Regions from separate parts of the Homo sapiens genome. Here all the other regions are linked to region 1. Evidence: chromatin loops called from intact Hi-C (ENCODE). Cell type or tissue: PC-3. All regions are shown on one strand.

The links. A loop is a pair of places that touch in the nucleus more often than their neighbours do. Peaks named below come from ENCODE experiments on the same cell type or tissue, not always from the same donor. Only the 100,000 strongest peaks of a DNase experiment are listed, where the experiment ranks them.
Region 2: a loop joins it to region 1, with 6 times the contacts of the local background. A loop is called at or near these places in 78 of 110 quality-filtered maps.
Region 3: a loop joins it to region 1, with 10 times the contacts of the local background. A loop is called at or near these places in 42 of 110 quality-filtered maps.

Annotation. Positions count from the first base shown.
Region 1 is chr12:15,852,360-15,860,359 of GRCh38, forward strand. All of the region lies in intron 2 of LOC102724146 (a long non-coding RNA gene), which reads right to left. Among named protein-coding and RNA genes, the nearest start is that of STRAP, 26 kb to the right of the region's middle. In PC-3, CTCF peaks have their summits at 4,214 (motif pointing left) and 6,217 (motif pointing right); a DNase peak (open chromatin) is centred at 4,192; H3K4me3 peaks cover 633 bases; H3K27ac peaks cover 1,211 bases.
Region 2 is chr12:15,265,836-15,273,835 of GRCh38, forward strand. It overlaps LOC105369673 (a long non-coding RNA gene), which reads right to left. Exons shown (of 3, transcript XR_007063224.1): 3 at 3,104-3,307. Among named protein-coding and RNA genes, the nearest start is that of RERG, 48 kb to the left of the region's middle. In PC-3, CTCF peaks have their summits at 3,287 (motif pointing left) and 3,490; a DNase peak (open chromatin) is centred at 3,276; H3K27ac peaks cover 49 bases.
Region 3 is chr12:15,529,155-15,537,154 of GRCh38, forward strand. The region is part of intron 12 of PTPRO (protein tyrosine phosphatase receptor type O); the gene reads left to right. Among named protein-coding and RNA genes, the nearest start is that of PTPRO, 210 kb to the left of the region's middle. RefSeq lists enhancers at 5,304-5,393, 5,809-7,008. In PC-3, CTCF peaks have their summits at 3,422 (motif pointing right) and 3,629; a DNase peak (open chromatin) is centred at 3,417.

The sequences.
Region 1 (8,000 bases):
AATTTCCAAACCAATCATGGCATGAGGAAGGAAAGCCTTAAGCAGCTGCTGGAGCTGTGACTGAAACCGAGTTAGTGAGGCCTCATCATATCTGGATGGTTAGACAAGGTTTGCCTACAGGGAGGGTCTGTCAAATCATATTCCCTAGGCAACAGTCCTCTCTTACTCTACGTAGTGAAAGACTCTGACTCACTAGAAGACGGCAAGGACATTGCACCATTTGAATGATGCAAACAAACATTTGAATTACATTTATGTAATGTAATACATGGGGATGGCCTTTTACTTGCCTCATTCTCAAATATGTCTCAGGGTCTGGGGAACAACATGATGCCTTGAACAGATCCAAAATATCTGATAGGGGTGGGGTGCGGTGGCTCACGCCTGTAATCCTAGTACTTTGGGAGGCTGAGGAGGGAGAATTGCTTCAGTCCAGGAGTTCAAGACCAGCCTGGGCAACATGGTGAAACCCTGTCTCTACAAAACTGCAAAAATTAGCTGGGCCTGGTGGTGCATGCCTACAACCCCAGCTATTCAGGAGGCTGAGATGGGAGGATCACTTGAGCCCGGGATGGGTAGGCTGCAGGGAACTGAGATCAGGCCACTGCACTCCAGCCTGGGTGACACAGTGAGACCCTATCTCAAAAAAAGAAAAAAATAATAACCTGGTGGAGCCCTTGGTAGAGATAGTATTGAAGCCTGATAATCATTATAGAACAAGGGTTTCTTGTTCTTCATCTGATTGACAGTTATGGCAGTCCCCCAGTGACATGGAGTGTGGCATATATTAGGCTTTATACAGGAAATAAATCCTTTTTGGCAGAAATCTATGACTTCAGTGTCAAAGCAATTACATAGGCTATGTCATAGTGTAAAAGTATCAACTCAATTTTTCATTAAAACTAATGTTCCTTGGACCAAAAATCTTGACTCTCTTTCAGCCAACATCAAACCCATCAGCATCTTTTGTCAGCTTTTCTCTCAAAACATACCTAGAATCTGACCACCTCTTAACACCTCCACTGCTACCACCCTGGTCTGGATTTCTATCCTCTCTCCTCAGGAATATTAATATCCTCCTAATCTGGGTTCCTATGTTAAAGTCAGATCACCTCACTCTTTTGTTCAAAATTCTCTAGTTGGCTTCTCATGTTGTTACCAGAAAGGGGTCCCAATCCAGACCCGCAGAGAGAGTTCTTGGATCTCTAGCAAGAAAGAATTCAGGGCGAGTCCATAAAGTGAAAGCAAATCTATTAAGAAAGTAAGGGAATAAAAAATGTCTACTCCATAGGAAGAACATCCCCGAGGGCTGCTGGTTGCCCATTTTTATGGTCATTTCTTGATTATATGCTAAACAAGGGGTGGATTATTCATGAGTTTTCTGCGAAAGGGGAGGGCAATTCCCAGATCCCACAACTGAGGGTTCCTCTCCTTTTTAGACCATATAGGGTAACTTCCTGATGTTGCCATGGCATTTGTAAACTGTCATGGTGCTGGTAGGAGAGGCTTTTAGTATGCTAATGCATTATAATTAGTGTATAATGAGAAATGATGGGGACCAGAGGTCACTTTGTCGCCATCTTGATTTTGGTGGGTTTTAGCTGGCTTCTTTTCTCCAAACTGTTTTTATCAGCAAGGTCCTTATGACCTGTATCTTGTGCTGACCTCTTATTGCATCCTGTGACTAAGAATGCCTTAACCTCCTGGGAATGCAGCCCAGTAGGTCTCAGCCCTATTTTACCTAGCCCCTATTCAAGATGGAGTAGCTCTGGTGAGAGTGCCTCTGACAATCTCACTTTAAGTAAAAGCCAAAGTCCTTACAACACCCACGAAGACCTATATGATCTAGTCCCCTTTGCCTTTCTCATTTCGTCTCCTACCAGTCTCCAGGTCGATTATGGCACTCAAACCTTGCTGGACTCTTTGCTCTTATCTTCCCCTGAAATGTTCTTCATGCAAATATCCACATGGCTTCCTTCTTTATTTCCTTCAGGACTTTGCTAAAATGTGACATTATCAACGGTACTTCCTATAGCCTGTTATTTTTCTCTGCAGCTTTCATCACCGTGTGCCACACCATATATATTATTTGATTATTTATTTACTGTCTGTCTGCCTTCTCTAAAATGTAAACTCCATGGAAGTGGAAATTTTTTTGTATGTTTTGTTCACTGCTTTATCTGCAGTCTCTAAAACATTACCTGAATACAGTAGCACTCAATAAATAATTTTTCAGTACAGTATAATTGCATATTTCTCTGATTCGTTCACTAGACTCCAAGTAAATACTGCGTCTTATTCCTCTGTGTCAGTGTTCCACAAATGTTCTTTTAATGAATTAATATGAAATGTTCTGAAAAGAAATCTGTAGTTTCATTTGTTACTTTGAAATTCATGTTATTCTCACACCAAGTAGCAATTAATGGCAGAGATGGTATTATTTTGATGTTTGTTAGTTTGCTTGAATAGATTAGGAAAATAATTAAAAAGAAAACCATTTGAATATTGACTTCCAATCTTATTTTCAAATTAAAATTGTGCTCTAAAACCTACAAAAAGACTGAAGCAGACATTGAATTGTCCAGATATCGAACCCATGTTTCTTAGCTTGATACAAACACTTAGGCTTCTTGTTCTTGTATTTAATTCTATTTTATCCATTTCTATATACAGAGGATAAAGAGAAACATTCATCCTCATAGAATGGCATAGCATACAGAAGTGATGAGGGCTGTGCTCTAAGAGGATTAAGCACACAAAGAAGATAATTAACTTGCTGAGGTCTCACAGAAATGTGTGGAATAGCAAGAATAGCATTCAGAGTTTCTGTTATCTTAAGGAAGATCAATCAGTCAAATAGCTGCATGTTCATGATACAGAGTTTATTTGTAGCCCTAGGTATTAACTAACATAAGTTAAGAAAAATGTTTAACCCTAAACAAACATACACAAAAAATGTGAATAAAATTGGTTTGTTTTAAAATATAGGTTGACATCTAGTTTAAAGACCAAACCAGTGAATTTTCTGTTACTACCTTTAAAATCACTCACAATTGTAACAGAACTCCAAATATTAAAGTTTCACAATGGAAAATGATGGGAATGCAGAGGTACTGATGTTTTTAGACACAAATCCTTATAATCAATTTTATAGCCACTTATCAGACACTTTTGCTGGGTTGGGAAATTATGAATGATTTCAACTTTTCTTCCTTGAGCTTTTAGAGTACTGCAAAAAATTTAAAAAGATAATGTATTTTGTAATCAGAAAAAAATTATGAAAAATTACTACATGCTTATATAGTCTTCTCTAATGTGTAGTAATCACTCTTGAATGTAATGTTCAGGCCTAAAATTTAGACATTAGAAATGCACCTCACGTGTTCAAAAGCAAAAGCCTTGGCTGATCCAGCAGAAAAACAGCTCTGAGTTTACCAAATTTACCAATTCCCTGAGTACTGTTTATTATAAATTGGAAATGTAATGCCAGGCAGATGTGTCATCACCCAACAAAAGTGAAACTTAAAGAAGAATCATGTTTGACAAGCAATCAGACTTTGGAAAGAAAGGAATAGAGAAAAAGAAAACTCTGGAGAGAATTTGAGATTTCTTTGATGCCTCTAATACCCTAAATAAAAACAGTGGTGCAAAATGGCCATTTAAGAAAAATATTGCTGGAAGAGCCATTATCCTCTAAACTCTTAGGAATATTCATTAATATTCCTGAATACATTATTGCAGGCAAGATTTTAGAATCATTTAGAATATGTGCCACCAGGACATTCCCCACAGGAATATCCCTCTCCTACCAGGCTCTGAGCTTGGGAAGCTTGGTTCAATTTGACTCCCTTCCCCCACTACGAATGCCAATTCTTAGGTCTCTGCCAATGTGGAGTTAGTTGGCATACATGGAAGGAGGATGGCAGTTTGCTTTTCCTTCAACAACACCAGTTAGACTGAATAATTCCTGTGGGATAGAATTGCTTGAGATGATACTACATGAGGTGTTTATAAGAAAATTGATTTTTAAATAATTAAAACTCATAATTTTCTTAATGTGTATTAAAATATGCTCTAAATATAAATATTTTAATTTGCTAGTTGAAAATTAAAAATATTTATGTAAATTATGCACAATCCCTGAAAGGGTGCTTCAGCAAGTTGTAAATGGAACAATACATGGGAAGAGATTGCCATCTGGTGGCTGAAGGAAAAGTGCATTTTTGTGTAGGACAGGTATAAAAAACTTGTTTAAGCAAATAAATGTTAGTATGTTAGTATTCCCTGCTAACTTTTTTTTTTTTTTTTGTATCTTAGAGGCAGGATTTCGTTCTGTCACCCATGCTGGAATACAGTGGAGCGAGCACATCTCACTGCAGCCTCGACTTCCCAGGCCAAGTTGTCTTTCTTTCCACCTCGGCCTCCCATCTCAGCCTCCCAACTAGCTAGGACTACAGGTGAGTGCCACAACGCCCGGCTATTTTTTTTTTAATTTCTATGGAGACTGGATCTCACTGTTGCCTGGGCTGATATCGAACTCCTGGCCTGAGGCCATCCTCCTGCCTAAGCCCACTATCCTATTTTATTAACCAAACACTTCTATCTTAATTCAAGTATCAAATAAGATATAGAGGTACATGTGGTGGTTTTTTAAATATGTAAATGATTTTTCTCAATGTTACATATTCTTTCTCTTTAGAAGTGTAATATATAACATTGTGGAAAATATACATTTTTATATATCATGTATTTCTAAACTACAGAAAAGTATAGAGAAGGAAACAAAATCTATAACTCCACCACCTAGAGACAATCAAAATGAACATTTTTTTTTTGAGATGGAGTCTCGCTGTGTCACCCAAGCTGGAGTGCAGTGGCACGATCTTGACTCACTGCAACCTCCGCCTCCCGGGTTCAAGTGATTCTCCTGCTTCAGCCTCCCAAGTAGCTTGGACTACAGGTGTGCACCACCACGCCCAGCTAATTTTTGTATTTTTAGTAGAGACAGGTTTTTACCGTGTTAGCCAGTTAGTCGATCTCTTGACCTTGGCCTCCCAAAGTGCTGGGATTACAGGCATGAGCCACCGTGCCCGGCCCCACAATGAACATTTTAATAAATTTCCTGCAACTTTTTTTCTATGTATTCACATTCTTTTCATATAATTGATATCATAAGAAGTATTTAGTTTTGAACAGTGCTTTAAAAACATTACCAGTACATTATGTTTTTTTTTTAAACTATGTTTCAAGTTTGCTGTCATTTGAGAGAGGTTCTTTTCCTGGGAGAGAATAAAATATGCATATGCATGAATAGGTGACAGTATCCTTTGTTCAGGAAATTGCAAGTAGCTCAATGCTGTTGGAAAATGAAGTTGGAAACTTCCAGTTCAGTGAGAGTGGCTGGGAGGAGAATTAACAGGCGTTGGAGAGGTATGTGGAACACTGACCAAGAAGAACCACGGGCTTGTCATTTATCTACATTGTATGTTTATATGGATAATTATTGAGGAATTCTGGGTAATGAACCAAGGTTACTGGATTTGCACACCACAAAAAAATAATAAAATGATTTGACACTAATGGGGAGGATAGACTAAAATAATAGCTGTCAAAGCTGGCTGCACTTTAGAACTGCCCAAGGAGCTTTAAAAGTGCTAATCCCTAGACCTCAGTCCAAACAAATTAAATCAGGGTCCTTGGAAATGAGATACTTTAAAAGTTTCTCAGATGATACTATTATGCTGCTAGGGTTGAGATTCACTAAAGGGAGATGAAACTAGAGACAGAAATACCATTTAGAAGGGTGTTGCTTTAGACTATGTGAAAAATGATGTGTGCTTAAATTGGGTTAGTGACTGAACGTGTACAAGTTAAGTGGCAGAACTGACACAAGTTGCTAATTAATTGAGCACAAGGTATGAAAAAATAAAAGATTCAAGGATTATTCTCTAATAGTGCCTTGGTAAATGGCGGCGTTGACAGGAAAGAGAGCTGATTAGCTAAGTGTTTGGGAGGCAAGGAACGTGTGTTCATTAAGAAGCTACCATTTTCCTTTAGATGCATCATCAATGGCACAAACACTTTTAGACATATTTTCTGTTGCCCTGTTTTAAATCCTTGTGCCAGATATTGTCTGTTAGCTCCACCCTACTCTCTTTGTGATGGTGTGGTGAGAACTCTACCAAACTTCATTTTTGCTTCCCCAGGCTGTTCTGTGGTAGGGTCTTCCAGCAGGGGGCTCGAGAGGAGGACTGCAAAGCTGGAGAGGAAGGAGGGACAGCTTTTTCCTGTTTGCTGCTTTATGGCTTCCCATCTGCTTGTGGTTCTATTAAAAACTATTCCTGCTGCAGTTTTTGTTGTTGTTGTTGTTGTTGTTTGTTTGTTGTGTTTTTTGGTCGTTTTTTTTTTTTTTAACTCCTGTAGCATTTTTTTCTGTAGCAGCAGCAGAATCCAGGTTGCACTTTTTCACCACTTGCAGAACCAGCCTCAGGACCACCACCAGCCACTTCAACCGCCACCACTGACACCAGTATCAACTAGCTGGTGTCTGCTCCTGGGAGGCTGGGGTTTCAGGACCACAGTGCCCTTTTCTGTTTCAAGTTTTTCTCCTTGCTCTCTTTGATCCCTCAGGCTTGAGTGTGATACTTGCTTCCTGAAGTTGCTTTTTCCATGATTTGTTAGAGTTCTCTTTTTACCATTTCATAGTTAACACCTTCATAGCTATATAACTATTGTTTATATTAAGCTGTTTCTATTCAAATAACTGGTATATTTTCTGTCTCCTGATTAGACCCTGGAGGGCCACTATGAATAAAACGTGCCCTCTCAGCACTAATTTGGCCTGGCAGCCTTTCTAAGGACCACCACTCCATGTTTCCAGACTAAATAAACATTGAACTATAGTGGCAATTTAAGCAGTTATTTTTATAGAAAAGTTAAGTAAGCATTCCCAGTGATTGCAAAATACAAGAACCCAGGAGTTGTGACGACTTTATCTCATTCTTTTTCTTATACCACACAAGAGAGAGAAGAAGCACGGAAAGTCCTCGGATTTAGGCTTTCATATAGTTGTCCCTTGTTTCTGAACTCTATCTGTTCAAATCCTGACCTTCCTCCTGCAGACCCTATGCAATCCTCCACCATCTAGGGTCCCCACGTATTTTCTTCAGTTTTCCTTGGTCTGCATATTGCCAGAGAAACACAGGAGTTTGGCAAGGGAATACTGTGGGTTCTGGTGTTGTAAGTGGGGTAAAGGTAGTGAGGGCTCTGATTCCAGATTGGTCTCTTAATCAGTGAAGGCTGCTGCCATTTTCTACCTGATTTATCTAAGGAAAAGGGCAACTCACCATCATGAGTCTTAATTTTCTTTCCAAGACAACACAATCTAGCATCATATGAGGGGGTTATAATTTTCCTATTAATGTGGCTTTGACCCCATTCCTTAGAAAATAATAATGCTGGAATTCCTGAAAACGAATCTTCTGGCTTTTTCCTGAACATGTCCATATGACTGGAACCATCAGTTTAGTTTGAAATTACTCTGTGTGAATCATTTGAGAAAATGTTGCCAGCCTCAAATGGATTAATTCTGATAATGTACTATTTCCTCTCAGAAAAGTGTGGGTGATCGTGGTGGAAGATGGAGTTAGCCTACCAAACTATATCTCCATCCACAAAACCATGACAACTGACTTTTGTCTAAAACGTTCAGGTAGAAGCAATACCTAAAGTATCCATGGTAGATCTCTGTGTTCTCTTCACTTGGCATATAACTTGGGATCTCCCACCCCATATGCTGCTAATTTCACACCAAAATAATAATTTGATATTCATTCCTCTAGTTAAAGTTCTAGGGATATAGCCAAAACAAAGGGCAATAGAAGAGGGAGGAAAATAAAAAGAATACACTTATACTGTTCTTGCACAAATAACAGACTAACTCAATAGAACTCTCACCATTTAAAGGTAAGTAATAGAAACATAAATGTAAGAGACATAAA
Region 2 (8,000 bases), 590 kb before region 1:
TCTCTTCCCCCTAGTAACTTAAGGAGCCTCTATGGAAGTGGGGAGAGACAAAAGTGGAAGTCTGCTGGGTAGGGCTGCTTGGAAAACTTTTGCTTTCTTGACACAAAGGGATCTTTTCTGCTTGTACAGAATGTTGTGGAGATGTTGGCAGGTGTGATGCAGCAAGCATGGGGACTAAAGCAAACATATCATGGATTGTGGAGCAGAACTTGGACCAAACCCAAATCCCAATAAGCATTGCTGAACACTTGCATCAGCCCAGGATTACCTATCTATGGACTCCTACACCACATGCCATTAGATGCAGAGGCTACATCCTAAGATGTATTCCAGAAATCTTAGAACATAAAAATTATTTCTCACTCTGTCTACTTGTAGATAAATAGAAGCCATTGTTGTAGGACCCCATCCAGGGGCCTATGTCATATAAATTATTGAACGACAGTTTATTAGCCCATTCTCATGCTGCTATAAAGAACTACCCAAAACTGGGTAATTTATTAAAAAAAAAGAGGTTTAACTGACTCACAGTTTCACAGGCTATACAGAAGGCATGGCTGGGGAGGCCTCAGGAAACTTACAATCACAGCTGCAAGCGAAGGGGAAGCAGGCACATCTTCATATGGCAGCAAGAGACAGAGAGAGTGAAGCGGGAAGTGCTACACACTTTTAAACAACTAGATCACATGAGAACTCTATCACAAAAACAGCAAGGGGGAGGCCCCCCCGCCATGATCCAATCACCTCCCACCAAGCTCCTCCTCCAACACATGGGGATTACAATTCAACATGAAGAATTGGGTTGGGACACACAGAGCCAAACCATATCAGACAGTCAATTGAAATTTGACTTAAAAATCAGTAAACTACCTAGATAAGAGATTATAAATAACTTCCATAACAATTTGGTAATAAACTCCTGATAAGTCCTATATTTTTAAAAAATCCAGCTAAACTAAAACTAAACAAAAATGCTAATAATAGAGAGGCTTTCAAGTTCAGAAGAGTTAACGCTAGTTTAATTCCTCATCTTTATTCCCCAGAGTCTTGCTCTGTCACCCAGGCTGGAGTGGCATGCTGGGTTCACTGCAGCCTCTGCCTCCTGGGTTCAAGCAATTTGCCTGCCTTGGCCTCCCGAGTAGCTGGGATTACAGGCGCTGTGCACCATCACACCTGACTAATTTTTGTATTTTTAGTAGAGAGAGGGTTTCACCATGTTAGCCAGGCTGGTCTTGAACTCCTGACCTCAGATGATCCACCCGCCTCAGCCTCCCAGAGTGCTGAGATTACAGGTGGGAGGCACCGCGCCTGGACTCCTCATCTCTTTTCTTACCTTAAAGAAGTTAACTAACTTTTTGTCTCAATTACTTAATCTGTTAATTAGTCAATAATACCTTTTTCACAATATTATTGCTATACATGGAAAACAGCAGTTACATTTCTAGTACATGGTACTTTTTCAATAAATAGCAGCTATCATTAAAGCTCACAAAATCAAGTCATTCCCTAAGGTCACTAGCTATGCCAATTGATTCTTCTTGGGGCAATTGATTCTTCTTTTACGTAATAAGTGGATTAGACAAAATGACTCTTTAATATTCTATAACTACATAAGACAAAAGTTGTCCCTATAAACCAGCATCTCATACAAGTGGAGTTGCAGAGAAAGAAAATAATACTTGAGTTCTAGTCCTAACTCCACCACTGCCCACCAGGTCAACAGAGAAACCACAGATCCCTTCTGTGTAGAATTACAGGGTTGAGTGAATATGATCTCTGATAGTCTCTGATGCTGTTGGTACCAGACAAAAATGTCTGATACTTTTGGTCATGGTGGGCAGACAACATGTGAAAGCAGAAGTGAGTTCAAAGCTGGAAGAGTTCACCATATTTCAGGATCAACTGCTGAGACTTGGATGTCTGGCACCATTTTGATCAAAGGCTCAAACCTGTGCCTCTTGACTCTGGTGTCCAGTGCTGGGAAGTCTATTTGAGACACAGTTTTGCTTCCCTTGCTCTAGGATAAAAGGGAAGTTATAGGCTTGTATTAATTAAACGTCCGTAAAGTGTGGATGAGTGAGGCACATATACAATGAAAGTAAAAAGGGATGTAACCAACCTAAGGAAGGAGTTCTAAATTCCATCACCACACACTAGGCCTATATGAAGAGATAACACAATAATTATAGAAAAGGGATTATAAGCACCAGGACCTGAAAATCACCCCCCTCCTTTTTTTTTTTTTAATGGAGATAGAGTCTTGCTATGTCACCCAGGCTGGAGTGCAGTGGCATGATCTCGGCTCACCGCAATCTCCGCCTCCTGGGTTCAAGCAATTCTCCTACCTCAGCCTCCCGAGTAGCTGGGATTACAGGTGCCACACCCTGCTAATTTTTTGGGTTTTTTTTGTATTTTAGTATCACCATGTTGCCCAGGCTGGGCTCGAACTCCTGAGCTCAGGCAATCCGCCCGCCTCGGCCTCCCAAAGTGCTGGGAAAATCCCCTTTGAATGTCAGGGACAGGTTACCTAGGAGAAAGGCACAGCATTGCAAACATAAAATTAAGCAGTTAATTTCAGAGGAAAAGACTGAGTTTTAGAAAGCCCCTGTTCACTGGAAACAAAAAATGTGACCATACAAAAGAGCCTATAGCATCATTTCCAGTTTAGTCTAGTTAGTAGGGAGGGAATCATGATGTGTTGTGTGTGTGGTCTGGGCCTCAAGCCATTGGGAAATGCTTAGAAGAATTTGATCTACTATGTTTGTAAGTCTGATTTACTTGATTTACAATTTCTACAATTTCAGTACTTAGCAAGATGTTGTTAGATCTGTATTTGAGTGTTTAAAATAAAATCTGTATATATCTTAGTCAATTAAACATTTGAGATAATACAGATGTATTAAAGTTGTCATTGTAGTTTAACATATCCAAGGCAATTTTATTAAATACATAAAATGGTGTTGTTTGAAAAAGAATTTGATCTCACATATCAAATTCAGAAAAGCATTTTTTCAAAGTTACTAAATGTAAAAATAAAATAAGATTTATAATTCAAACTTAAAGTCTTGAAAATTTTTAATTTAAAAATTGTACCTTTAATCAAAGGAATATTGATTAAAATCCAAGTTTGGGATAGAATTCCTGTTCCTGAACAAAATCCCCACTGATATTATTCCTTTCAGCATTTGTCTTCCTGTAGTCTGGCTACCCCAGGCAAAGTGCAGCAGGAGGCAGAAGAATCCCATCATAAGTAGGTAGGCACAAATCTTTCACGTGTTTCTGCCCATGCCTGCATCTGTAGTGCCACCTAGTGTCAGAGAGGGATAATAACATTTTTAGAAGTCAAGGGTGGAGCATGAAACCCATTTCAATTCTCAATTTTTTCTTAAATTCTGAATGTGTGAAACTTTCCAAAATCGTGGTGTCTAAGCCTTTTTTCTCTCTGCTGTCTCATGGCATTTTGTGTTTTCTTGTTTATATTCCCATAGCACATTCTATTCATATCATTGAGTATATTTCTTAGCTTTGGGTTTAGTAAAACCTCTGCCTTCATGCAGCTTGTGCACTAGTAAGATTTCCACTTCTGTCATACTATTTATCACAGCTGGTTCATATCAGCATCATTTATATATGTCCACCTCTTTTATTGCCTGGGAGCTGTTTTCTCAATAGTGCCTCATTACTAAAGAGGGCCTTGCCTTGTGTTCAATGAATACATATGGAATTAAATAGATGAGCAAAAAAGAATATTGAGCATAATGTACAAATAAATTGATTTTATAGATTTAATGTTCCTTTCATCTTTGTGTATTTGGTCAACAATTATTTTCTTCATCTGTTTTATGCTGGAAGTCACACTGTTGTATACTTTCTAGCTAGAATAAGAGATAGGATAATGGAATTTCTCTTCTTTTGCATGAGAATGATTAGACGCTTATAAAAGAAAACGGTCAAGTCTACGATTTTTACAAAATAACATCATTTAGTCATCTTTTCTACTGTATTCTATTTCCTAATTTATCAAATGTTATGTGTCATGTGAGAAAATTTATTCAAGTACTACATACACAAACATCATCTTCCACAAACATGTCCTACTGTTAAATAAACATATCATTAATGAATCACAATGTTCAACTCATTAAAAGAAATTATAATTTTTTTAAAAGATAATTAATACTGGATGAGTTGAGGTAGAAATAATAGGTAATAATAATAGTAGTAGAATAATAGAAATAATAATGAATAAAAAATAATAGAAATATTTTATTTGATCCCAGGATACCTGATATCAAATGTACCATTTTAAGGAATCTTATATACTAGTCTTTTAAAAATGTAAACAATATTAACTAGATTCACAATAAAGAAGCTGATCTGCATAATTTTCATGTATTTGAAGCTCATGCAAATACAGAATGTAAAAACACCTATGATGTTTTGTTTCCTCATTCTAACCCCTAGAATGTGTGAATATGCTATATCACATAGCAAAGTCAGGCTAAGGTTGCTGATAAAATTATAGTTGCTAATCAGCTGACCTTAAAATAGAAAGTTTAGCCTGGCTTATTGAGGTGGGCCCAATGTAATCATGAGGATCTTTAAAAGTGGAAGAGAGAATCAGGAGAGAGCACCAGAGGTGGTAGCATGAGAAGAAGCTCAGCCTGACTTTGCTGGCTTTGCAGATGGAGAAAGAGGGCCAGGAGTGAAGAGGGCAGCCTCTAAAAACTGGAAAAGGCCAGAAAACAGATTCTTCCTAATAATTCTCAGAAAGAAACACTGCCCTGAGGGCACTTTGATTTTAGCCCAATATGTTAGTCCGTTATTGCACTGCTATAAAGAAATGCCTGAGACTAGGTAATTTATGAAAACAAGAGGTTTAAGTGGCTCATGTTTCTGCAGGCTGTACAGGAAGCGTAACAGCATCTGCTCCACTTCTGGGGAGGTCTCAGGAAACTAACAATGATGGTGGAAGGCGAAGGGGAAGCAGGCATGTCTCACATGGCTAGAGCAGGAGGAAGAGAGTTGCAGGGAGGTTCATGGAGGGGATGGTACCAACCCATTCATGAGAAACTGCCCCCATGATCCAATCACCTCCCACCAGGCTCCACCTCCAACACTGGAGATTGCAATCGAACATGAGATATTGATGAGGACACAGATCCAAACCATATCACCCAGTGAGACCCATGTCAAACTCCTAATCTAGAGAACTGCAAGTTAATACATCTGTGTTGTTTCTTTGCCACTAGATGTGTGGTAATGCGTTGTGGCAGTGATAGGAAATTAATTCATTCCTACACCCTTCTACTAAAGAATGATAGAAACTGTTGAAATTGCATTCCATTAGCTGTCAATATTGTTTATATTAAGTATTTAAATTAGGCTGCAAAAGTCAGGCAAGGAATAAACAATCCAGTCTTTTGATAGCAATACCAGAAGGATTTCATTAACTTGGGATTTCCTAACATCCAGTTAGTGATATATTGAGAAAGACCAAAGATCAAACCCCTATTATGGAATAAGAGTTATAGTCATTTATTTAGTATATATACATATACAAATTGTTCATATACAATATATAGTATATATGAGCAATTTACTTCATAACCTCACTCTTTCTATATATATGTGTGTGTGTGAACATATATATATTTATACATATATACATATATGCATTTTTTTCACATATATATTTTATACAGACGTGTGTGTACATATGTGTCTGCACACACACACACACGCACACATATATATATAAAATCCGGAACAAGTAAAAATATAAGATAGCAGACAAAATGTCTCAGTTAGTTACTGGCCAATCTGCATTTGGGTTTTTTCCTGTGCTTTAAAAGTGATATTGAATTTTCTCCAGATTTTCTATGCTGTTCTGATCCAGTTCGTGTTGCAACCCCATTTTCTTGTACCAAAACCTTTATCACGATTTGTAAAAGATTCTCAGTATGTAAAATTGTAATTGCTTCTAGATTTTGTCATCAATACTTTTATAAGGTTTCGCCTTCTCCAATAGACCTGAAAAATGCCAAGTTCTTACTTTGCCTGTTATCCCAGAGTGACTTTGCTTTTAGCTTTCTCAGTGCTTCAGCTCTGCATTGAGTTCTGATCTCTCTCCTAAGTCCTGTGTCTGTGTGCACTCAAAACAACATTGGTAGAGCCAAGTTAAATCCTCCAATATGATGTCAGGTCAGGAGCATAGCTTGAGACTTCTGTTTTCATCGTGGCTCTGCTACTTACTACCTATGTGACTTGGAACAAACTTTGGTGTCCTCCTTATTACTCCATTTCTCATCTATAGAATGGAAGATATTAATACACACCTAACAGAGTGGTTGTCAGGATTAGATGAGTATATATAACACTCATCTACACAAACATTTACCATATAAAATACCATTCCATGATAGTGAATGCTACCATGAAAGTTGTGCTAACCAGAACTAATATTATCAGGAAGTATAAGGAGGCTTAGCTTCTACATGTATAAATCTGAGTATTGATATGATATTGTCAAGACTCTCTTCCTCTCTTAGTTCTGCTTTTTATTTGCGCTGATCTTATTTTCAGGGTATCTGTTTGTGGTAGCAAAATGATTGGCAGTAGCTTCATCTTCTGAGCAACCACAGCAGGAGAAAAAAAAAAAAGGAGTATATCTTTAAAGGTGCTTCAATATAAATCCCAGAATTAGTTCTGATTGGCCCTAACGGAATCATGTGACTAGTCCCTAAACCAATCACCATGTTCAGAAGACTACAAGCCTCTTATTGGACAGTCTGGAAACAGAAGCAAAATAAAATTCGGGGAAATAGAAGTGAAAAAGCTGGCACAAATAACAAGCAAAAGCTTCCAGAAACATCATCCCGTTCAGCTGCATCCATCCTGTACAAAGGAGTCTGGTGAGGGGGCCCAAGCAGCTGCTGAAATCCAGCCAATTCCCCTCTTGTCCCACCTAACTGGGAGCCGAAGATCCTCAGGTGTCCTTTGTGCTAGGTGTGGCCCTGATCACATTCCCTTCCCCACTCCATGTCCCCAGGCCATGAGTAGGGCTAAGCTGAGAGAAGGAGAAAAGCTTTGAACTAAAGGGGAGATAAAAGTCTTATTTTTATTTGACGAGGCATTTTAATACCTAAAAATTACTAATTTTATATATACATAAAATATATATATACATATAAACGCATATATATAAAATATATGTATATATTACATATAACTAGTAATTTTATATAGTAATATATAACTACTATATATATAACTAGTTATATATATAAAAAATATATATATATATATATATTTTTTTTTTTTTGAGACGGAGTCTCGCTCTGTCACTCAGGCTGGAGTGCAGTGTCGTGATCTTGGCTCACTGCAAGCTCCGCCTCTCGGGTTCACGCCATTCTCCTGCCTCAGCCTCCCGAGTAGCTGGGACTACAGGCGCCCGCCACCACGCCCCGCTAATTTTTTGTATTTTTAGTAGAGACGGGGTTTCACTGTGTTAGCCAGGATGGTCTCGATCTCCTGACCTCGTGATCCACCCACCTCGGCCTCCCAAAGTGTTGGGATTACAGGTGTGAGCCACCGCGCCCGGCCGTAATATTCTTATAATACCTAAAAGGGACTGGAAAACTGTGGAATCACCAAGATACATTAAGGGATGAAGACAAATAAGACAGAGCAAACCCGAAGGTAGTAGTTGGAAGAAAAACATAAGACTGTGTTCAGGTTGTGCCTGTTAAGTCAGCTCATTCACTAAAGCTGGTTACTTGTGGGCATGATGGTCTCTTTACAGCATTGCAGAATTTAAAAATTTGTATAAAGAATATATTTATCACTAGGCACGCACCAGGAAACAAAGTTTCATTTCTCTGAAAAACTAACGGAGGCCGAGGAAGGAAGCCAATATTTATCGATGTGAACCATGAACTCAGCCCTGTATCTTCTTGATCCCCTGGAATGCTCCCAAAGATCCTGAGACATGTTATTGT
Region 3 (8,000 bases), 320 kb before region 1:
ATAAAGCCCAAAAGACAAATCTTTTAAAAATAATAATAGCTACAGCAACCTGTTAAGAGATAGGTAATGTAAAGCATGTAAATTGAGGCAACAAAGTCAAAATTGGGTGGTGGAGAGAGATGAAGTTAAATTTTTAGGTGTGGTAGTTTTGCTTTTGTTTCTATTCTTTTGCTCATGATCTAAGATAAGTTGTCATCTCTCTAAAGTAACTTGTTATGGCCAGGCATGGTGGCTCATGCCTGTAATCCAGCACTTTGGGAGGTCAAGGTTGGTGAATCGCTTGAGCCCAGGAATTCAAGACCTCATCTCTACTAAAAAAAAAAAAAAAGGAAAAAAAGAAAAGCTGGGTATGGTGACACATGCCTGTGGTCCCAGCTACTTGGGAGGCTGAGGCAGGAGGATCACTTTAGCCCAGGAGATTGAGGCTGCAGTGAGCTGTGAGCTGTGATTGTAACACTGCACTCCAGCCTGCATGACAGAGCAAGACCCCCATCTTAAAAATAAGCAAATAAATAAATAAACTTGTTAAATCTATAAGATTTTTTATAAGCCTTGTGGTAACCACAGCACAAAATCATATAATCAGTTCATTAAAAATAAAAAGCAACAAATTAATACATAACACTTAATAATCACTTAACCACAAAATATGAAGAGAGGATTCTCAAAACAATCTGAAAACAGGCAACAAAACGGCAGTAGTAAATCCGTACTTAGCAATAATAACACTGGATGTATATGGTCTCAATTCTCAATTAAAAGTCACAGTGTGGCTGAATGGATAAAGAAATAAGACCCAACTATATGCTGCCTTTGAGAAACCCACTTCACCTGTAAAGACACACAGGGACTGAAAGTGAAGGGGTGGAAAAAGATATTCCATGCAACTGGAAAACAAACAAGCAAAAAAGCAGATGTAGCTATGCTTATATTAGATAAAATGGACCACAAATCTAGAATTGTAAAAACAGACAAAGAGGGTTACTATATAATGATAAAGGGATCAGTTTAGCAAGAGGATATAACAATTATAAATATCTATGCACCCAACACTGGAGCTCCTAAGTAAATAAAGTAAACATTAATAGATCTAAAGGAACAGATAGACTTAATTACAGTGATAGGAGGGGACTTCAACACCCCACTCTCAGTAACGTATAGATCTTCCAACAGAATAACAACAAAGAAACAACAGAGTTAAACTACACATGAGACCCGATAGGCCTAATAGACATTTAAAGAACATTTCACCCAACTGCTATGGAATACACATTGTTTTCACTGCACATGGAACATTCTCCAGAATATATCATATCTTAGGACACAAAACAGGTCTCAACAAATTCAAAAAGTACATATCATATCAAGTATCTTTTCTGACCACAATGGAATAAGACTAGAAAGTGGTAACAAGAGAAATCTCAAAAAATAAACAAACACATGGAAATTGAACAACATGTTCCTGAACAACCAATGAGTCAATGAAGAAATTAAGAAAGGAATTTTAAAAATTCTTGAGACAAATGAAAATGAAAATACAACATACCAAAATCTGTGGGATATAGCAAAAGCCATAGTATGAGGGAATTTTATAGCAATAAATGCCCTTAATATAAAAAAGTAGAAAGTTCAAATACACAACCTAATGATGTACCTCAAGGAACTAGAAAAGCAAAAGCAAACCAAACACTAAATTAGTAGAAGGAAAGAAATGTAAAGGTCAGAGCAGAAATAAATGAAATTGAGACTAAAAATAAATACAGAAGATCAACACAACAAAAAGTTGGTTATTTAAAAAGATAAAATCAACAAACCTTTAACTAGACTGAGAAAAAAAGAGAGAAGACCCAAAGAAATAAAATCAGAAACAATAAAGTAGGCATAATAAGAGACCTCATAAATACAAAGAATCATGAGAGACTACTATGAACAGCTATAAACCAACAAATTGGAAAACTAGAAGAAATGGATAGATTCCTGAACACACCTAATGAGACTGAACAATTAAGAACAAGAAAACCTTAATGAACCAATAATGAGCAGTGAGATGAAAGTCATAATAAAGTCTCCTACCAAAGAAAGCCCAGGTCCTGATGGCTTGACCCCTGAATTTCACCAGACATTTAAAGAAGGACTAATGCCAATCCTGCTCAAACTTTTCAAAAAAGCTGAATAGGAAGGAATACTTCCAAATTCATTCTGTAAGATAATATGCCAAGAAAAATAATAGGCTGTGGATAAGGAAAAACAGATACTTTAACATTCTTGCAAATGAACTGGATCTTTTTGTGTAGTGTAATGTCAAAATAATTCTTTATATTATGACATACAGCTGGAAAGTGACTGTGTAGCATACAACTGGAAAGTGACTGTGTAACACAAAACACATCTTCTACATTCAAAAATTGACCATTTATTGCGGTATACATTTAGTTTCTGATACTTATAGGGAAACTCGAAGACAGTATCCTAAAATCTGCCACAGACAATGGAGGATGGATTGACACAAAGTTGTGTGATAGACCTTTAGAGACAGTATGACCGAAAGAGTGGCAACCCAAAACTAAATGCATAATTTCAATATGTAATTTTCACAGCAGAGATTTTATAATTTTCATATTTCAAAAATTAAGTTTATCTAATGGCAATAAAAGTGTTTTCCACATAGTTAATGCAATTTAGTGACATCATTTTTTAAGATGTCTGCTAATTTTTGTGTCTGAATTTGTTCATAACAGTCTCAAGCCATCTCTGTTATTACATGTGTTCATATTAGCAGCTGTAAGTAAAGACTAATTCGTGGTTGTTTTATTAGTAGCTTAAATACCATGGGTAGTATTGTTGGCAGTGATGTACTTTTAGAAAAATTTTAGAAAATCTAAAAAACAAAAAATACGATCTTTCCTCAATTTACCCAGTAATTGCATTTCTCCAGAACTCAATGCATAGGTCACTGAGTCTTAAATTTCTTTGTCTCCTATTTGCCAAGACAAAAGCTAAGTTTTTGTGCTGAAATACTTTAAAATTGTATAGGTAATTTGGAAATATGTGATGTGTTGATTAGACACTATGGAAGTAAAAATTATAATATTGAATAATTTATAATTTTAAATACTATCTTAATTGGATTTAAATATGCCTTTTCATGACAACTTTCTTCTAAATTATTTTACTTAATTTCTTTTTAAAAACTTTCAATATTATGTAGCAAAGTACTTGCAATTTACACTTATGGTGGATTTTCTCTGGTATGACATTTGAAAGTCATGTGGGATGTGGGACATGGGACAATTTGTCTTTTGGTGTCCTCTTAATAATTCCAGGACGGCTAGCATTTCTAAGTCCTGACCACAAAAGAACAGCTAATTCCCTCTGCTGTGACTAATAAAAACATTCCTCCAAACTTTCAAACACCCTCAAGGGGGCACTAGTGCCCCAATTGAGGATCAAGGGTTGTCTCTTACCTTTCCTGCACTGAAGGCAATCTGCTCTTCCTCCCTTGTGGTCTATACTTAAATTCTACGAATGTGGAGAGCACCAACTTCCAACTTTGCATAATCTTTCTATTAAGAAAAAAGTTGCCTGTCTACCAATTCCAGCCATTATCTCTGACTCTGACCTCTGTGGGTGTAAAGGGCCGTTCAAAAACTCATTTCCAGGTAACTGTAATTACTTGAAGATTGAGCTCATATTCCCAATGTCTTCCTTTTTCCAAGCTTTACTAATACAGGAAGCTATTAAGTGTTTCTCAGGTCCTAGCAGCTTTCTCCAACTCATTTGGTTTTTCAGTCTCCCTTAAAATTTAAGTTCAGAGGTGGTCTTATCAAAGTAGCATTTAGTGGGCCTATTGGATACTTCACTGAAATTTCTATGTGACATCATGGTCGAAGGTGCCTCAGGAATATGAGTCAAAGTCATGAACTAGTACAACTGTATCTACATAGGACTGTGAGTTAAAACCATGATAGTTTCCCAAACTTATCAAAATGTTTGGAGTCTCCATGTCTCCCTGATAATAGAATGGACTATGTAAACCAGCTTGGAAAATTTATTTAAACTTTACAAGAAGGAAAGTTGAGTTTTCATGGAAATTATTTCTAGTTAATGTAACCCTTAGGATCAATAACCTTTTTCTTATTGGTATCTTAAATATCAAATGGAATATTGTTTCTATCTTATTCCTCTCTGTAGACAAGACAATCTTTTTATGATGTGCCTTTCTTATTTTCTTGAAAACATATAATGTTGGTTTTTATCCTTTAGTCAAAAGATCTGTTCTACTAATCATGTTATTGTGTATATAAGCCCTTTCCATTTTATATAACACAATGCCTGAACACCTATAACTGCTTAACAGATACTGTTGAATGAATTGAAATTGCGGACCTCAAAGTTGAACATAGTATTGCAGTTAATATTTAATCGGAACAAGTTTAACCTTTCAGAGAAGTGAAATAATATCTTGCTTTAGTAGTACCTGAATTGCAGGTTTTGTGTGTGTTTGTGTGTGTTTTTTACAGAACTTTCATTCTAGTTGTTTTATGTTTCTTCCCAGCATTCATTTTGATATATATAGAAGTCATAGTCATTCTCCTTTAAAGAAAAATACAACTTTGGCACAGATTTTTCAGAGCATGTTTGAATCAGAATGCCATTGTTAAAGCTGGGGCCGTAACTGGTTGGGCTAACCTGCAGTTCAATTTATCTATAATAGAGGCCTCTTTAGAATGCCTCTGAATGACTCCTGTGTCATGGAGGGTAGGTTCTACCTCTATAGAAAGAAACCAAACTACCAATGAGTCCAGTATCATATAAATTAATCTAATGTGTCATGTGCAAGGGTAGAGAGCCCTCAAACAGTTGCCAATAATTCTCAACATTGTATCATCAATAAACATCCATAAAAAGAAATGCACCAATAATGGTGCTTTTCCCAGGATGTTGAACCAACCATCCCATTAGGAATTTTAGGTTGCCAGCAGTTTCACGAAACTTTGGTGGTATGTGGTGACAGGTCCCTTTGACAGTCAGTCATTACTATCTTCTAGTCTTGGTGAATCAACCTGGATCCCTGGGCCAACTTTAAGAGGACATGTTAAGTCTACATAAGATAATCAGTTTCCCAACCTTAAAAAAAAGAAAAAGAAAGGAAAGAAAAAACAGGAATGAGACGTGTTGGACACATCACAAATAGCTCTCTGGTAATAGAATATCCATTCATCAATCCATTTAACTAATATATATTAAGAACCTTCTAAGTACTACTCAGATGCCAGAGTACTTGTGGTAGTCGTGATGGTAATGAACCCAGAGCGCTACTTTCACTTTCTGTTCACAAGGAGCTTATGATCTAGTGAAGGGGAAGATGGTAATAGTGCTGTACAGTGCTCTACAACAGGGAAATGTGGTGCAGAATGACTGTGTGGTCAAAGCTTTCTTTGAGGAAGCCATGGAGGCTATGGTCTGAATAACAAGAAGAACCAGCCACAAAAAGGCCAAGAAGGAGGATGCCAGACAGAGGGAACAGGCAGGCCTGAGTATAGATCTTTTAAGGCATGCAGTTGGAATATTATCTTCAGAGTAATGAAGGGCCATTTAGAGAACTTAAAATAAACAGTCCGATTTACATTTAAAACAATCCCTCTGGTTGCTTAATGAGAAAGGGATTATTGTATCAACAATGAAAGTAGGGGAACTAATTAAGGGGCTATTTGTGCCAGCTTTAAAAATTATATTCTAATTCAAAGAAGTTGCAAGAGAGTGATGGTAACTTTGACTACGGTGGTTGTAATGGAGATGAAGAGAAGTGGACAGAATTCAGGAGCTCTTTTGGAGGTTGTGTCCACAGAACTTTCTGATACGGCAGAAACACGAAGTGAGGGAAAGGGAAATTAATGACTCCCAGGCTTCACCCTTGAGCAACTAGGACAAATGGTGGCGCAATTCACTGAGATTGAGATGACTAGTAAAACTACAGGAGGAGGACATTTAGGGTGAAGTAAGAATCAAGGATTCTTCTTTGGATGTAAACAAATTTAAAATGATTATTGGATATCCCGGTGCAGATGTGAAGGCCAGGGGAGAATTCTGGGCTGGAAATATAAATTTGGAAGTGTCTGGATGAAATCACCAAGTAGTAAGTAAAGACAGGGAAGAAAAGAGAAGCCCTGGATCAACTCTAGAGGAGCCACCCCAGCAGTTAGAAATTCAGCTTAGCAGGAAGCATCAGAAAGAGAGAGTGGAAAGGAACAGCTAAGGAGGTCAGAGAAAACAAAACAAAACAAAACAAAAACAGAATTGCACACCACCATCATCAAACTTATGCTTTATCCTGACCACAGACATGTTCGGGCACGTTCGAGATAAGGAATCATATAACTTTAGTGCTAGGAGAGCTTTTGGAGATAATTCAGTGCTATGTCCTCATTTGAACAAGCTGGCGCTTAGAGAAATGTGACACGCTTTATACATTGCTAGGTCTTGGTCCAGAAACAGTCATTTCGTACTTTTTATCCATCTGCTGCTTCTATTCCTGGACTGGGGTGTGGCCTTTTTCCTTCAAACTTCATTTTTTCTATTAAAAAATTTAACAGAACAGGGAGGAGCCTCATACCCACTTTTGTGACTTTCCGTTCCTCTTTGGAATTTGGTCTTAGGGACATTGGCTTGATTTTCTTAATCTTACTCATACAAACCTTTATAGAGATTAGAAATCTTTAAAACATAATTTGGCTATGGACAAGAAAAAAATCAAAATACTTTGAAATGTTAAGTATTTGGGGGATAGTAGGCTTTTTCTCTCTGTCTCTCTCAAATATGGTTATAGATACATAGAAATCTGTAGGCTGCCAGTCAGCTAGAAAGAAGCTAATAAAATGCTTAAGGTCTTATACTTTTTTAAAAAATTATTCATCCTGTGAATCAGAGAATATTTACTTAGCATTTACTATATGCCACACACTATTCTTGGTTCTGAGCATACAGAAATGAACAAAACTGACAAAAATGTCAACCCTCATTCTAATGGAGAAAAGGAGATGATAAACATAAATATAAGAATGTTAAATGGTGATAAGTGTCATGGAGAAAAGTGAAAGAGGAAAAGAGGATAGGAAGTGCTGTGGGGGATGGGTGCAATTTTTGTGAGGAGTAGAGTAAGTGTCACTGTGAAGGTGATGTTTGAGTCAGAGCCTAAAGGAGATGAGGGAGTAAACCAAAGAGATCACTGGGATGAGATTCTGTAGGCAGAAGGAACCACAGGTGCCCAGCTATGGAAGCATAGTGTTCCTGGCAAGTTCAAGGAAAAGTCAGGCAGGCAGTGTGGCTGCAATGGAACAAACAAGGTAGAGAGCCATAGATACAGGGCAGAGAGGTAGCAAGGGAACAGACCGTGTAGGGTCATTGAAAAGACACTTTCCTGTGAGTGAGATGATTCTCCATTGCATGCTTTAAGCAGAGGCGCATAACCTAACGGGTTTCACTGGGTCACTCTGGTGATAATAGATTGTTCAGGGCAAGGATAAGAGCAGGAAGGAGCCAATTAGGTAATATGACCATACATCCCTGTTGCCTTAGACAATACCACTTTGCAACTCTTATGGATTATTTAAAAGGCAGTAATCCTCTTTAGGATTTGGGGCAAGGCTTTTCTGCCCCAAAAGTGTTCCCGTGTGGACATTTTTGATAAATTACATGGTCACCTTAAAGTTTAGAGAACACTGAGTCTGTCCAGATAAGAGATTATACTTGTTTAGGTCAGACTGGGAGCCACAGAGGCGATGAAAAGTGGTCAGATTCAAAATTTATTTTGAAGGTGTTGCTGAGAAAATCTGCTGATGGACTTAGATGTTGTCTATGAATGAGTAAAAGCAGCCTAGAGACACAGCAAGATTTGCGGCCTGAGCAATTGGAAAGACAGAGGTTTGATTTATTAACTTGGAAAAGATTATGGGACAGGCTGGTTTGGGGCAATGTCAGAAGTTCAGGTCTGGGTGGGTCAA